Regions from separate parts of the Homo sapiens genome. Here regions 2 and 3 are each linked to region 1. Evidence: chromatin contacts called from ENCODE Hi-C or POLR2A ChIA-PET data. All regions are on one chromosome and are shown on one strand. The core of a region is the stretch at or near the end of the contact, and the rest is flanking DNA. Distances in the headings are between cores, read along the strand shown.

What was found. Hi-C counts contacts between places; a loop is a spot of excess contacts on that map. ChIA-PET counts read pairs that join two places held with the same protein, here RNA polymerase II (POLR2A). Pooled maps may share reads with other maps.
Region 2: a map of PC-9 shows a loop between it and region 1 (6-fold over the local background). The contact joins the enhancer-like site here to the promoter of USP43 in region 1. A Hi-C loop is called at or near these places in 1 of 168 maps with a recorded cell type or tissue (PC-9). POLR2A ChIA-PET finds 5 or more read pairs at or near these places in 3 of 52 experiments (BJ, H1 and WTC11).
Region 3: a map of PC-9 shows a loop between it and region 1 (12-fold over the local background). The contact joins the enhancer-like site here to the promoter of USP43 in region 1. A Hi-C loop is called at or near these places in 1 of 168 maps with a recorded cell type or tissue (PC-9) and 1 of 50 pooled maps. POLR2A ChIA-PET finds 5 or more read pairs at or near these places in 2 of 52 experiments (A549 and HEK293).

The regions. Positions count from the first base shown.
Region 1 is chr17:9,643,445-9,647,377 of GRCh38, forward strand. USP43 (ubiquitin specific peptidase 43) reads left to right here and starts at 2,073. Exons shown (of 15, transcript NM_153210.5): 1 at 2,073-2,692. The coding sequence starts at 2,189. LOC124903924 (a long non-coding RNA gene) reads right to left here and starts at 1,983. Exons shown (of 2, transcript XR_007065615.1): 1 at 1,792-1,983; 2 at 386-1,063. It overlaps LOC107985011 (a long non-coding RNA gene), which reads right to left. Exons shown (of 3, transcript XR_001752790.2): 2 at 3,483-3,613; 3 at 2,661-3,273. It overlaps CFAP52 (cilia and flagella associated protein 52), which reads left to right. Exons shown (of 14, transcript NM_145054.5): 14 at 1-3. RefSeq lists a silencer at 1,946-2,005 and enhancers at 2,314-2,961, 3,651-3,933.
Region 2 is chr17:9,800,074-9,804,059 of GRCh38, forward strand. GSG1L2 (GSG1 like 2) reads right to left here. Exons shown (of 5, transcript NM_001310219.2): 5 at 535-2,571. The coding sequence ends at 2,313. Among named protein-coding and RNA genes, the nearest start is that of DHRS7C, 10 kb to the left of the region's middle. Within about 2 kb of position 2,363, at least 4 of the 41 ENCODE cell types and tissues checked have a DNase peak (open chromatin) inside an H3K27ac peak, as active enhancers do; they include PC-9, where a contact is called at or near this core.
Region 3 is chr17:9,836,957-9,840,961 of GRCh38, forward strand. The region is part of intron 3 of GLP2R (glucagon like peptide 2 receptor); the gene reads left to right. Among named protein-coding and RNA genes, the nearest start is that of GLP2R, 13 kb to the left of the region's middle. Within about 2 kb of position 1,266, at least 8 of the 41 ENCODE cell types and tissues checked have a DNase peak (open chromatin) inside an H3K27ac peak, as active enhancers do; they include PC-9, where a contact is called at or near this core.

The sequences.
Region 1 (3,933 bases), core at 823-3,322:
GGTTTTCTGTTATAATTTGTTTTCTGCAACTCTGCAAAACCCACAGACCTTCCTCATGATCTGTGCACAGACAGCATTGCTATTATCCTCTAAAAATAAGGTGAGGTGAATTTCCTTCTTAATTGCCATTTCATTGGTCAAGCTATATGGGACTAGACTCAGATTTAAATCCAGATCTTGGGCAGGCTTCTTAAAAATTCTCTGAGCCACAATTTTCTCTTTTGTCAAGCAAGAGTAAGTTCCTGCTCAAAAGGTTATTGTGAGAATTAAGTGACTAATGTACTAAAGCATCGGCAGAATTCCTGACAGGGTAGAGAGAAATATGCATGCTTTCTCAAAGAAAATGTGTGGTGTTGGGGATCTCAGGACAATTACCAAAGAAAGATGAAATTACAGAGATGCTTTATTGGAGTTGGCCATTACATCTTTCTTCTGTGCTTTCCACCAGAAGGGTGATGAAATGGACCTTGTGTCCTTGTGTATTAATCACCCAGCCGGGTATCTTTTTCCAGAGAGGGGTAAATAATGGCATTTTCCAGAACGCAAGTCTCCGATTCACAGTACCGTCTGATGTTTTAAGCATGTTATTTATCCTTTAAGTAAGGCTGCTTTTTTGCATGAGGTAACTGCTGTAACCCGGTTTGAAAGATCAAGTTTTTTGTTTGTTTGTTTGTTTTTTGAGACGGAATTTAGCTCTTGTCGCAATTTAGCTCTTGTCGCCCGGCTGGAGTGCAATGGCGCGATCTCGGCTCACTGAATCAAGCGATTCTCCTGCCTCAGCCTCCTGAGTAGCTAGGATTACAGGCATGCGCCACCACGCCTGGCTAATTTTGTATTTTTAGTCGAGACGGGGTTTCACCATGTTGGCCAGGCTGGTCTTGAACTCCTGACCTCAGGTGATCCGCCCGTCTCGGCCTCCCAAGGTGCTGGGATTACAGGCGTGAGCCACCGCGCCCGGCCAGGATCAAGAATATTTAATAAATGATGATCACTTATTAAACAACAAGTAACATTTCAGAGCGTTAGAATACTGCATCTCACATGGTGCTGATCTCTTCCTGAGCTAGAAATTGACGAGAAAGTCATTTTGCAAGACCTTGCCTGATTAATTATAAACCTGACAGTTGCATGGGATAAAGTGAGGGGTGGGGGAGGGGCCCAGGGTTACCCAGGGAATCAAGGGCGGGGCAAGGCCAAACTAATTCTGATTGGGCAATCATTCAACAAGGATCGTGCGTTAAGGAGTGAACCAGAAACCGCGTAGGGGGCGCGCCTGAGAGCCTGAAAACTTCCTGGTTAGCAAATACTGAGGCTGGAAAGGGCCTGAACTTGGCAGTCCATAGATCCAGGTCGAGTTCCGGTTTCCCTGCTTACGGATCGGGCGGCCTCCCTACGTTGCGATAACCTCTCTGAGCCCCCTTCCTTGCCGATTAAAGCAAGGGTGATCAAGTCTTGCAAGTTTTTGGAAAATGATTCTAACCCAATCTGTGGTGTAAAAAAGCAAACCACAACCACTCGGGGGCTTTTTTCACAGGGCAACACGTGGCTCCCAGTTCAGGTCCCGGGTTGGCGGGTGCAGGCACAGACTCTGCCTCCCCCCAAGGGGCAGACGGTCTGGAAGGAGGTGGCGACACCTGTCCGCACACACCTGAGCCTGCGGAGGAACCAGCGGTGCACAAAAGCGCTCCCCACCCCCACACAGCGCCCAGCGCGCGCCTCTCACCACGCCCGAGGCTGTGCTCTGGAGATGCCTGCCTTGCCCTTTTCTTCCTGCAGTAGCCAGGCCTTTACCATTTACTAGGCGCTTTCAGAATGTTCATTTCTCCGTAATTTCCACTGCTTGAAGGCTGCTCGAGGAACAGGAGCAGCGGCGAAACCCAGGTCTGTCGGTTTACGAGGTAAGGAAGGGTGGGGAATCCGACCACGAAGACTCCCAGTCAGCGCAGCGGGGGCGGCACCAGGCAGGGGTAGGGGTGGCCCGGCGCTGCCCTGGAGGGGGCTGGTCGTGCCGCCGGATTCCCGCGCGGGGCGGGGCTGCCCCGCCCTTGGCTCCGCCTCCGCCCCGTCCCCGCACACCTGGCCCGCAGGTAGCCGGCACCAGGAGCCTTAGAGAAGCTGTAGGGCCTGCTGGCCGCTCGTCCGCCTCGCGCCCGGGGGCTCCGCGCCTGGAGCTGCGCCGGCGGCAGCCATGGACCTGGGCCCCGGGGACGCGGCAGGAGGGGGACCGCTCGCGCCCCGGCCCCGCCGCCGCCGCTCCCTGCGCCGCCTGTTCAGCCGCTTCCTGCTGGCGCTGGGCAGCCGCTCACGCCCCGGGGACTCACCGCCCCGGCCCCAGCCGGGACACTGTGATGGCGACGGTGAGGGGGGCTTCGCCTGCGCCCCGGGCCCAGTTCCAGCGGCCCCCGGGAGCCCCGGGGAGGAACGCCCGCCCGGACCCCAGCCCCAGCTCCAGCTCCCCGCCGGCGATGGGGCGCGGCCGCCGGGCGCTCAGGGCTTGAAGAACCACGGCAACACCTGTTTCATGAACGCGGTGGTGCAGTGTCTCAGCAACACCGACCTGCTGGCCGAGTTCCTGGCGCTGGGGCGCTACCGGGCGGCTCCGGGCCGCGCCGAGGTCACCGAGCAGCTGGCGGCGCTGGTGCGCGCGCTCTGGACTCGCGAATACACGCCCCAACTTTCCGCGGAGTTCAAGGTAGGCAGCGCTGCGCCGCCGACCGCCCTGTCCCCCTGGTTTCGCCTCTTGAAAAGTGTGTGCACGATCAGGAAAGGGTTTTCTTGGGGCCTTCTTTAAATGCCGTTGACCAGTTCAGCCCCGGATTACCGGCTTTGTTTTGAGTCGATGTGTTACGCTGTCGCTTGCTTATGTTTTCTTTGTAAATTAATTCTCCTAGGTATTTTGAGAGGGAGTGGGGTGAGCTGGCAGATTGAAGGGTAATCAGCGTTTTTGGATTCAACAAGCATTTGTTGAAGTATTGAAGGCTTGTGGGCCAGACAGTGTTCTAATGCCAGCTCTAGAGCTTCCAGTCTGGAATGATGTGGGGTAGGGAATGGGATGTTGAAGGCCAAGGCCTCAGAGGAAGGAGGTGATGCTTGCGTTGAGATCTGAATGATGAGAAGGATGCAGTCAGGGCAAGCTGTAGGACTAATCCAGGCAGGAGGAACAGCAAGTACAATTGCCATAGACCCGAAGGAGCTGAGTGCTGGAGACAGGGAAAGAAAAGCAGTGGCGTTGGAGCTTAGGAGGCAGATGAGTTTCGCCAGATCACGTAAGACCTAGGAGGCAACGGTAAAGAGTTTGGATTTTATTCTAAGCCCAGTGGAATCTGACAACCTACAGGCCAGGTACCGTGCTGAGTGCCCAGCAAAGGCAGTGAGCGTGCTATTTTGGAGATAGCATCCTTTTGTTTAAGGCGCATTCAATCCCCTACAATGTATGAGCACGGGCTTGCATTTTATTGTCTGCAAGATCACGGTCTACTTACTCGGGTTGCTGCCGGGTCGTGAGGCTTTGTAAATTGTTTGTATCACTTCACCCGGGATTAAAACGGGGTGTTTGTTTGGGGTCCCAGTTGGATTAAAGCGTTCCTGATAATTGATGCACATGGCTTGCTTCCTGCAAAAAAAAAAAAAAAAAAAAGAAAAAAAAGAAAAAAAAAGAAGAAGAAACCCGCAGCTCTGGGCAGAGAACTGAAGCTCCCTACAGACTAGTGATTGTTGTTCTTGGGGGAGGGGGAAACCTGTCAGTGTTCATTCCACAAGCATCACCGCTCTTGAGTTTCAGCCCGAGAAAGCAGTGTTTGCCATGTGACCCATGAGATGCCAACCCCCACCTTCCTCCCTCCTGCCTCCATTAGTGAAGCACTGTTCTGCAGCAGCCAGTGGGTCAAATGGTTGTCACTAAATGTCTCTTTTTGGTGACATTTGCTTTTTAAG
Region 2 (3,986 bases), core at 1,113-3,612, 160 kb after region 1:
TGACTGACCACTGGCTTTCTTCTCCAGAGGCCAAGTGTATCATCTGATGATGCCAGCTGCCCTCACATGGCTCCAAAAATTCCTTCTTTCTTTCCTTCCTTCCTTCCTTCCTTCCTCTCTCCCTCTCTTTTTTTTTTTTTTCAGAGTTTTCCTTTTGTTGCCTAGGCTAGAGTGCAGGGGCGCGATCTCGACTCAATGCAACCTCCGCCTCCCGGGGGTTTAACTGATTCTCCTGCCTCAGCCTCCCGAGTAGCTGGAATTACAGGCATCTGCCACCACACCTGGCTGATTTTTTGTATTTTTAGTAGAGATGGGGTTTCACCATGTTGGCCAGGCTGGTCTCGAACTCCTGACCTCGAGTGATCCACCTGCCTGGGCCTCCCAAAGTGCTGCGACTACAGGTGTGAGCCACCACGCCCAGCAAAAAATTTATTTCTTTACCCATGTAACAAACCTGCACATGTACCCCCACTCTGAACCTAAAATAAAAATTGATAAAGAAAATAAATAAATAAAAATAAAAACTTGTCCAAATAGTTTTTAAAAGTTTATTTCTTCTTTGGCATCCTCAGCCACAGTGTTCACAGGTGTTTTTCACAACAGCGAATTCAGCGAAGTCTCTCTCCAGTGTATTTCATTCCCTGTAAGATGAGACTTTGACCTGATATCGTGACAGTCACACAGGACCTGCCTACATGAATACATAGGGATGAAAAACCATATGAAAGAACCTGCACACTGCAAAGGGCAGAGGCTTGTGGGTACAAACTCTCCTGCTCTAGGTGAGCACATGGCCCAGGGAACCCCAGCAGACATTCTCTGGGTTGGGCTTATTCCAGCAAGAATCCATTGTCTATCTCTCATATATGCTTAGCGCAATGAAACACAAAATTCCACAGAAGCAGCATTTGTCAGGCAGGTGCTCACCTTGAGCCACAAACACGAAGGTAGCTGGATTTTTTTTTTCATTTTTTTTATGACAGTATAAGTGTTACAGTTCAGCATAAACAGATTTTTATTGGATTTTTTTCCCAGAAATGATATGTTTACAAAACACGTGAATATAATTTTTAAAATGGATCTGAGCAAGGACATATTGAAGGTTGTTAGAGTTTGCAGTCCCTTTCTTTTCTTTTTCTTTTTCTTTTTTTTGAGACAGGGTCTCACTCTATTGCCCAGGCTGGAGTGCAATGGCGCGATCTCTGCTCACTGCAACCTCCACCTCCCAGGTTCAAGCGATTTCCCTGCCTCAGCCTCCTGAGTAGCTGGGATTACAGACATGTGCCACCATGCTTGGCTATTTTTGATGTTTTTTTTTTTTTAGTAGAGACAGGGTTTCACCATGTTGGCCAGGCTGGTCTCGAACTCCTGACCTCAAGTGATCTGTCTACCTCGGCCTCACAAAGTGCTGGGATTACAGGCGTGAGCCACTACACCCACCCCCTTTCTTTTTTCAAAAAATCAAATTATGTGTGGAACAACCTGTGGCCTGAATAACATGGTAGCTGGACATGGGATGAATTGATACAATATTGCAGATGACTGTATTAGGAATCCTGCAGCCCACCACTGCCTCCAACAAGACCTGCATGTTTGGTAATGTTTATTTTTAGAAGCAAAAGTGGCTGGCGATTTAATTTAAGCAGAACAACTCAAACATGTGTTCCACTTAAACTAAGATAAGATGTCATTCCATTTGACTGTGTTTTCATTTCTATCATTCGACTGTCCTTCCAAACTGATTTTACTATGAGTAGAAACACAAAATTTCCAAGAAAAAATATTTTAAAAAATAACAGGAAACATATTTTGAAATTTCTGTCTTCTTGATTCAAATGAAAAAGAAAGTATGACATAGCCACACATACTTTATTGTGTGTGTCAATTAGGAGAAAACATTTTCTGGATTTTTCTGTCAACAAACCTATGCGGACAACACATTTTGCCTCCCTTGTAGTTAAAAAGACTTGCTTTCCTCTTTCTTCAACTTCTCTTCCCTTAGTACTGGCATCCTCCCTGTTTCTTTGGTATCCTTATCAAATTCACTGTCATTAAGAAGCTCTCTTTTATACTAGAGTGTCAATGGTTGATATCTTCAGTAAGCATTATCTCACTTCAAGGTACTGGCATTTTAACAGGAATCAAAGGCTAAAGCCAAAGGTGTTTAGTAAAAGGTGAGATGTGGAGGGGTGGGGATGGAAGCTTTCCCTGGACAACAATCTCCTGAAGTCCAACCCAGAGGCAGGGTGTACATTGTGAGTGTCAGTGCCTGGCTTGTTTGCCTGTGCGGATGTGGCAGCCATGGACACTGGCTAGCATATGGACACCTTGCCTGGGGCGCCTGGTGGGAGGTGTCCAGAAACATTCCTGAAGGCTTGTTCAGCAGGGCAAGGAGCAGCTCCTGTTTTCCAAATGCTCTCCGAAGCCTCGGGTTCCAGGAAGCTGTGTTGAGAGTGCCGACTGCCGTTCTGTGCCTGCTGCTTCTCGGTGAATTCCAGGCGGGCTGCCGTGAACCTGCTCATGGCCGAGACCGACACAGCCAGGCAGAGGGCGAAAGAACCCCAGGCAAGGCTGTCAACAGAAGGCACCGTTAGGAAAGGGCTGAGGGCTGTGATTCCAGGACTTCCTGTTTTCTCCAGACTGGGGGTCAATCTGGAGAAAACAACAGCTCCTCGTTCTACTCAGTTTGGACCTGCATTTTGGATCACAAATCCCAGAGTCTAGTCAACGTACTGTTTAGCCCAAGGGTTAAGAGAATGGATTCTGGAGTCACTGTGCTGGCTTTGCATCGTGGCCCCACCTTGTATTAACCATGTGACCTTGAGCTGGTTGCTTTACCTCTTTGAATCAGTTCCCTCATCTGCAAAGCTGGAATAATATTAATGCTGCCACCAGGGTGGCTGTGAGGAATTCAGTGAGTGAATGCGTGGGAAGTATTAATACTTAGTATAGCATCTGCTGCATAGAAGTTTCCAGATTATTGCTGTTGTTGGCTGTAACCCAGGACAGTGGCATTGGTGTCATTACTTTTTTTTTTTTTTTTTTTTTGAGACAGAGTCCCTCTCTGTCGCCCAGGCTGGAGTGCAATGGCATGATCTTGGCTCACTGCAACCTCTGCCTCCCGGTTCAAGCAATTCCCCTGCCTCAGCCTCCCAAGTAGCCGGGACCACAGGCATGCGCCACCACACCCGGCTAATTTTTGTATTTTTAGTAGAGACAGGGCTTCACCATGTTGGCCAGGCCGGTCTTGACCTCCCGACCTCAGGTGATCCGCCCGCCTTGGCCTCCCACAGTGCTGGGATCACAGACATGAGCCACCGCGCCCGACCAGCATCATTATTCTTATATCCCCATCCAGGCTGTAAGCCTGTTGCATACTGAGATGATGGGCTACACTTTTCATCCTTCAAAGAACCCAGCACTGTGTTGGGAACATGGTAATTAGCATCTGCTTTATACCAAAGGGTGTTCAAATGTTTGCATTATTATGAGATAAAGAGAAGGGCTGTGTGGTGGACAAAGAACAACCTAGAGAAGAAAAGCAAAATGTAGGGCTAACCAGAGACACTTCCCAATGGATAATAATAAGATTAACAATAATAAACAGTCTTGTATGTATGCCAGGTGCTGTGATGGGCACCAGATTATCTAACTGAACACCTCACGGCGACCCCCTGATGGAGGCACTATAATTATCTCCATTTTACAGATGAGGAAACTGAGACACAGAAGTTAAGCAACTTGTCCACGACTACCATTTAGAAAGTGGGACATCCTGGATGCGGCTGCAAACCCTGTGAGTCCAGATACTGCTGGCTGACTTGCGAGACTTTGCTGCCTCCTGATGCTGTGGACTCGGTTAACCAAGGACACATGTCAAGGTTCTGGTTTGGGCCTGGTCTTGCTTCGTGTTTTCATTAAGTAGGTGATTATTTTGGTTTAAATGAGGGCAGAAACTCATTGCATCTCTCCACACCCCCACTGAA
Region 3 (4,005 bases), core at 16-2,515, 190 kb after region 1:
CTCCTGCCTCAGCCTCCCGAGTAGCTGTGACTACAGGCACCCACCCCCACCACACTCGGCTAATTTTTTTGTATTTTTAGTAGAGACGGGATTTCACTGTGTTAGCCAGGATGGTCTCAGTCTCCTGACCTCAGGTGATCCACCCGCCTCCGCCTCCCAAAGTGCTGGGATTACAGGCGTGAGCACTGCGCCTGGCCGATTAAGTTATTATTGACTATCATCACCAGTTGTGCTATCAAAGAGTAGCTCTTATTCATTCTTTCTATTTTTTGTACCCATCATCCCTCCCCACCTCCACTGTCCCAGCCGCCCACTACCCTTCCCAGCCTCTGGCAACCATCCTTCTACTCTCTATGTCCATGAGTTCAATTGTTTTGATTTTTAGATCTTACAAATAAGTAGCTCTCGTACTTTGAAGCTTCTAGAGTACAGATCCAGCAGCCACTAAATTTGGCTGCAGTGGGGGTAAGAATGGCCACTGTCATGGAGAGGAGAAACAGGTGGGGGAGAAAGATTGGGATGCTAACCTCCACACAATTTTTGGGTTGTTAGATGGGGAAGAAGGATTTTCAAAGAACCCTTTGCATTCACATTGAAAGGAGGTGCCAATAGGTTAGTGTTTTTAACTCCCATGGGACTTGGATGGAGAATTTAACCACTTAGCTTGCTCTGATGCTGTTTCAAGGAAGTAAACATTACTTAGATACCCAGGATAATATCCCATCCCTACCAGCCCCAGAAGCCCAACCTCTTGGTTATTTTATTCTGAAAGAGGAGAGAGGTGATTACTGGTTAGATTCCTGTTGCCTTTTACCACAGACCACCAGCAAATACAAGGACAACTAAAACTGTTCTCAGGAAAGATAAGTGGTTACAAGCTCCAGGCAAAACAAGGTGAGAACCAGCTTCTGAGAGGGTAAGATGATAGCCTTTTGTATTTAATTTCAGCCCGATAAATCATCCCATTGTGCAACTTTAGTTTCAATGTTTTGCGCCTCTAGAGCAGAGAGAGAGAGAGTGTTTAGAAGGAAGATACATTTCTGGGTGGGAGAGTTAGTGACCTATTTTATGGAAGTGTTCTCTGATGAAATCCAGTTGGAATCATCCCAAGAAGCATGAGAATGTGAGATTTTAGGGAGGGTGGAAGAGATAACTCGCTGGATCGGAGGACTCTGAATGACTCAGGCACAGTACCCCTGGGAGCAGCTCAGTGAGGGAAAAGAGCACTGGGTGTGGAGTCAGGAGCCCCGAGGTCAGACCCAGTCCCTCTGTTTTACACTTTGGAGACTTTGGGCAAATTCCCACAGCCCCCTGAGCTTCCACTTCCTCATCTATGAAGGGAAGGAGAGTTGCTAATTCTGAAGGTCACTCCGAGGAGTCAATGAGAAGGCACTCACAGGGTGCGTCGCACAGCTGCCGCTTGGTCCGCGGGAGCTGAAGCTGAATCCAGGGAGGAGCCCCTTGGATTCCTTCAAGTCTAGAGGCCCCAAACACCTGGACTTCTCAGTAGCATGTGGAGCCGATCCCTACTTCTCTGCTCACTGTCTACCTGTCCCTCTCTGCTCACTGTCTACCTGTCCCTTTCCAAGAGCTAAAAACACAGATCCATTCCACTGTAAGAGAAAATGAAGTGTTCAAAAAGCCACATTTACAAAGAAGTTAAATTAAAGCCTCTTTAAAAAAAAAATAGGTTTTGGGCTTCTGGAATGTGAAGGGAGTGTGATTTGCAAGAGGTGGGAAGTTACTCTTCCACCCGCCATTCTGTGCATTAAATCTTTAGAATCCAAATGGATCCCTGCAGTGAAGAGAATGTGGAGACCGTGGAAGGGCGCAGAGGAGAACATGTGCAAATGCACAGAGTGGAGGAGAGTCCCTGTGAGATGGGAGAGAGGAAGGAGCTTGGTAATATCAGAAGAGGGAGCGCCTGGCGCCTGTAGTCCCAGCTACTCCGGAGGCTGAGGCAGGAGAATGGCGTGAACCCGGGAGGCGGAGCCTGCAGTGAGCCCACATTGCACCACTGAGCGCCTGATGGCAAACAGAAGCTGTAACTGACGACTGAGGCTGGGGGCTGATGACGAAGGAAGCTGGGTGTTAGTCACTAGGGTTTCAAGCTTTCTTCTGTAGAGGAAGATTATGTGGAGTCCCAGAAGGTGTTAAGGCATAAAAATGGAGCACAAGTTGTAGTCTGGGAGAATGACATTGAGAGCATGCAGCTATTGGACACAGGAATGGAGGAACCAAGGAGGAGAGTGGGGAAACTACTGCAGTGTCCCAGAAAACAGCATGCTAAGGGTCTGGATTCTGGCAAGGGCAAGAGGGCAGAGAGAAGGAGAAAGATTAAAGTGTTGGAGGCAGAATGCTCAAGACTTGTCATCAATTGGAGTAGAAACTGAGGGACAGGGAGGAGTAGAAAATGGAGGAGAGGAAAACAAACTCCTCTTCCTTCTCCTCCTCCTCCTTCTCCGCCTCTCTTCCCCATCTAAGGAATGGTCTCAGGGTCCACCTGGCCCCACCCAAGCCCACATCTCAACCAGTGGGTAGCCAGGTCTTCCATCTCCTCCTCCCCTCCATCCCTCACTGCTGTGGGCTCACCAGCACCCTCTGCTGCTTCTCCATGGCCTCCTCTCCAGTCCCTGCCTCAGATCTGGCCCCCTCCAGGCACCTTTGGAAAAGCTTTCTAAAATATCATTCACATTCTGTCTCCCCAGCATCACGACTCCTACAAATGGCATGCAAGACCTCCTGCTGCCTGGCCCTGCTGACCTCGTTAGCACTCTCCCCCACGTTCAGGGTTCCCTGCACTCCAGCCCAATGAGCAACTCCCAGGCTCTGCACCTGGTCCAGCTCTTGCCACTCAGTACCTTGGCTCGCACACCTGCCCAGGAGGCCTCCTCACAGGCTCTGGCCATGCTCCTCTGCCTATAAAGCCCCTTGTAATTCTCAGCTCAATCCTTTCCTCCTTCTAGAAGATTTCTCAGACCTCTCCCCTCAACTACAGACCTCTCCCCTCTGCCTTTCTGAAGCCTCTTTTTTTTTTTTTTTGGAGACAGAGTCTTGCTCTGTTGCCCAGGCTGGAGTGTGCCGATCTTGGCTCACTGCAACCTCTGCCTCCTGGGCTCAAACAATTCTCCTGCCTCAGCCTCCCAAGTAGCTGGGATTACAGGCACACATCACCATACCAAGCTAATTTGTGTATTTTTAATAGAGACAGGGTTTCACTATGTTGGCCAGGCTGGTCTCGAACTTCTGACCTCGTGAACCTCCCGCCTTGGCCTCCCAAAATGCTGGGATTACAGGCGTGAGCCACCGCACCCGGCCTCTGAGGCCTCTTCTATACCTGTGCAGTCTTCTGTCTTAGCATTTATAATCGTTTACGGCGATTTTTCTTTGCACTCCCCCAGCCAGAGCTGAGCCCTATTTGTATCTTTGCATTCCCAGCACAAAGCATTATGGCTAGTACAGACAATGCAAGTGTCAAGTGACATTCTTACCATTCACTCATTCAACTAATATTTATGAAGCACCTGTTGTATGCCATGCATTATTTTTAAGTGCTTGGGATATATTAGTGACAAAAACCGAGTAAGATCTCTCTCCTCGTGGGGCTTACATTCTTGCAGGAGAGACAGACAATTATCAATAAGCATCATAAATAAGTGCAGACTATGTTTGAATGTGATCTATGTTAAACAAGATGGGGAAGGGAAGGGATGGGATGGTTGGAGTGGGGTGATGTGTTGCACCTGTAAACTGGGTAGTTAAGGAAGTCTTCGATGGCAAGGTGACATTTTGGTGAAGATGTAGAAAAGGTAAAGGTTTTAGAGGGAGGGTGTTCAGGAGGGAAGGAGACAGCAGGTCAATGGCGCTCTATGCGGGGACCATGCCTGGCCTGTTCCATGAAGAGAAGTAGGCAGATGTGGCTGTGGTGAAGAGGGGAGAGAAGCAACAGGTTACAACAGAGAGTTACGGGCCAGATCTTAGGGGGCTTCGTGAAAGGCCAGAAGA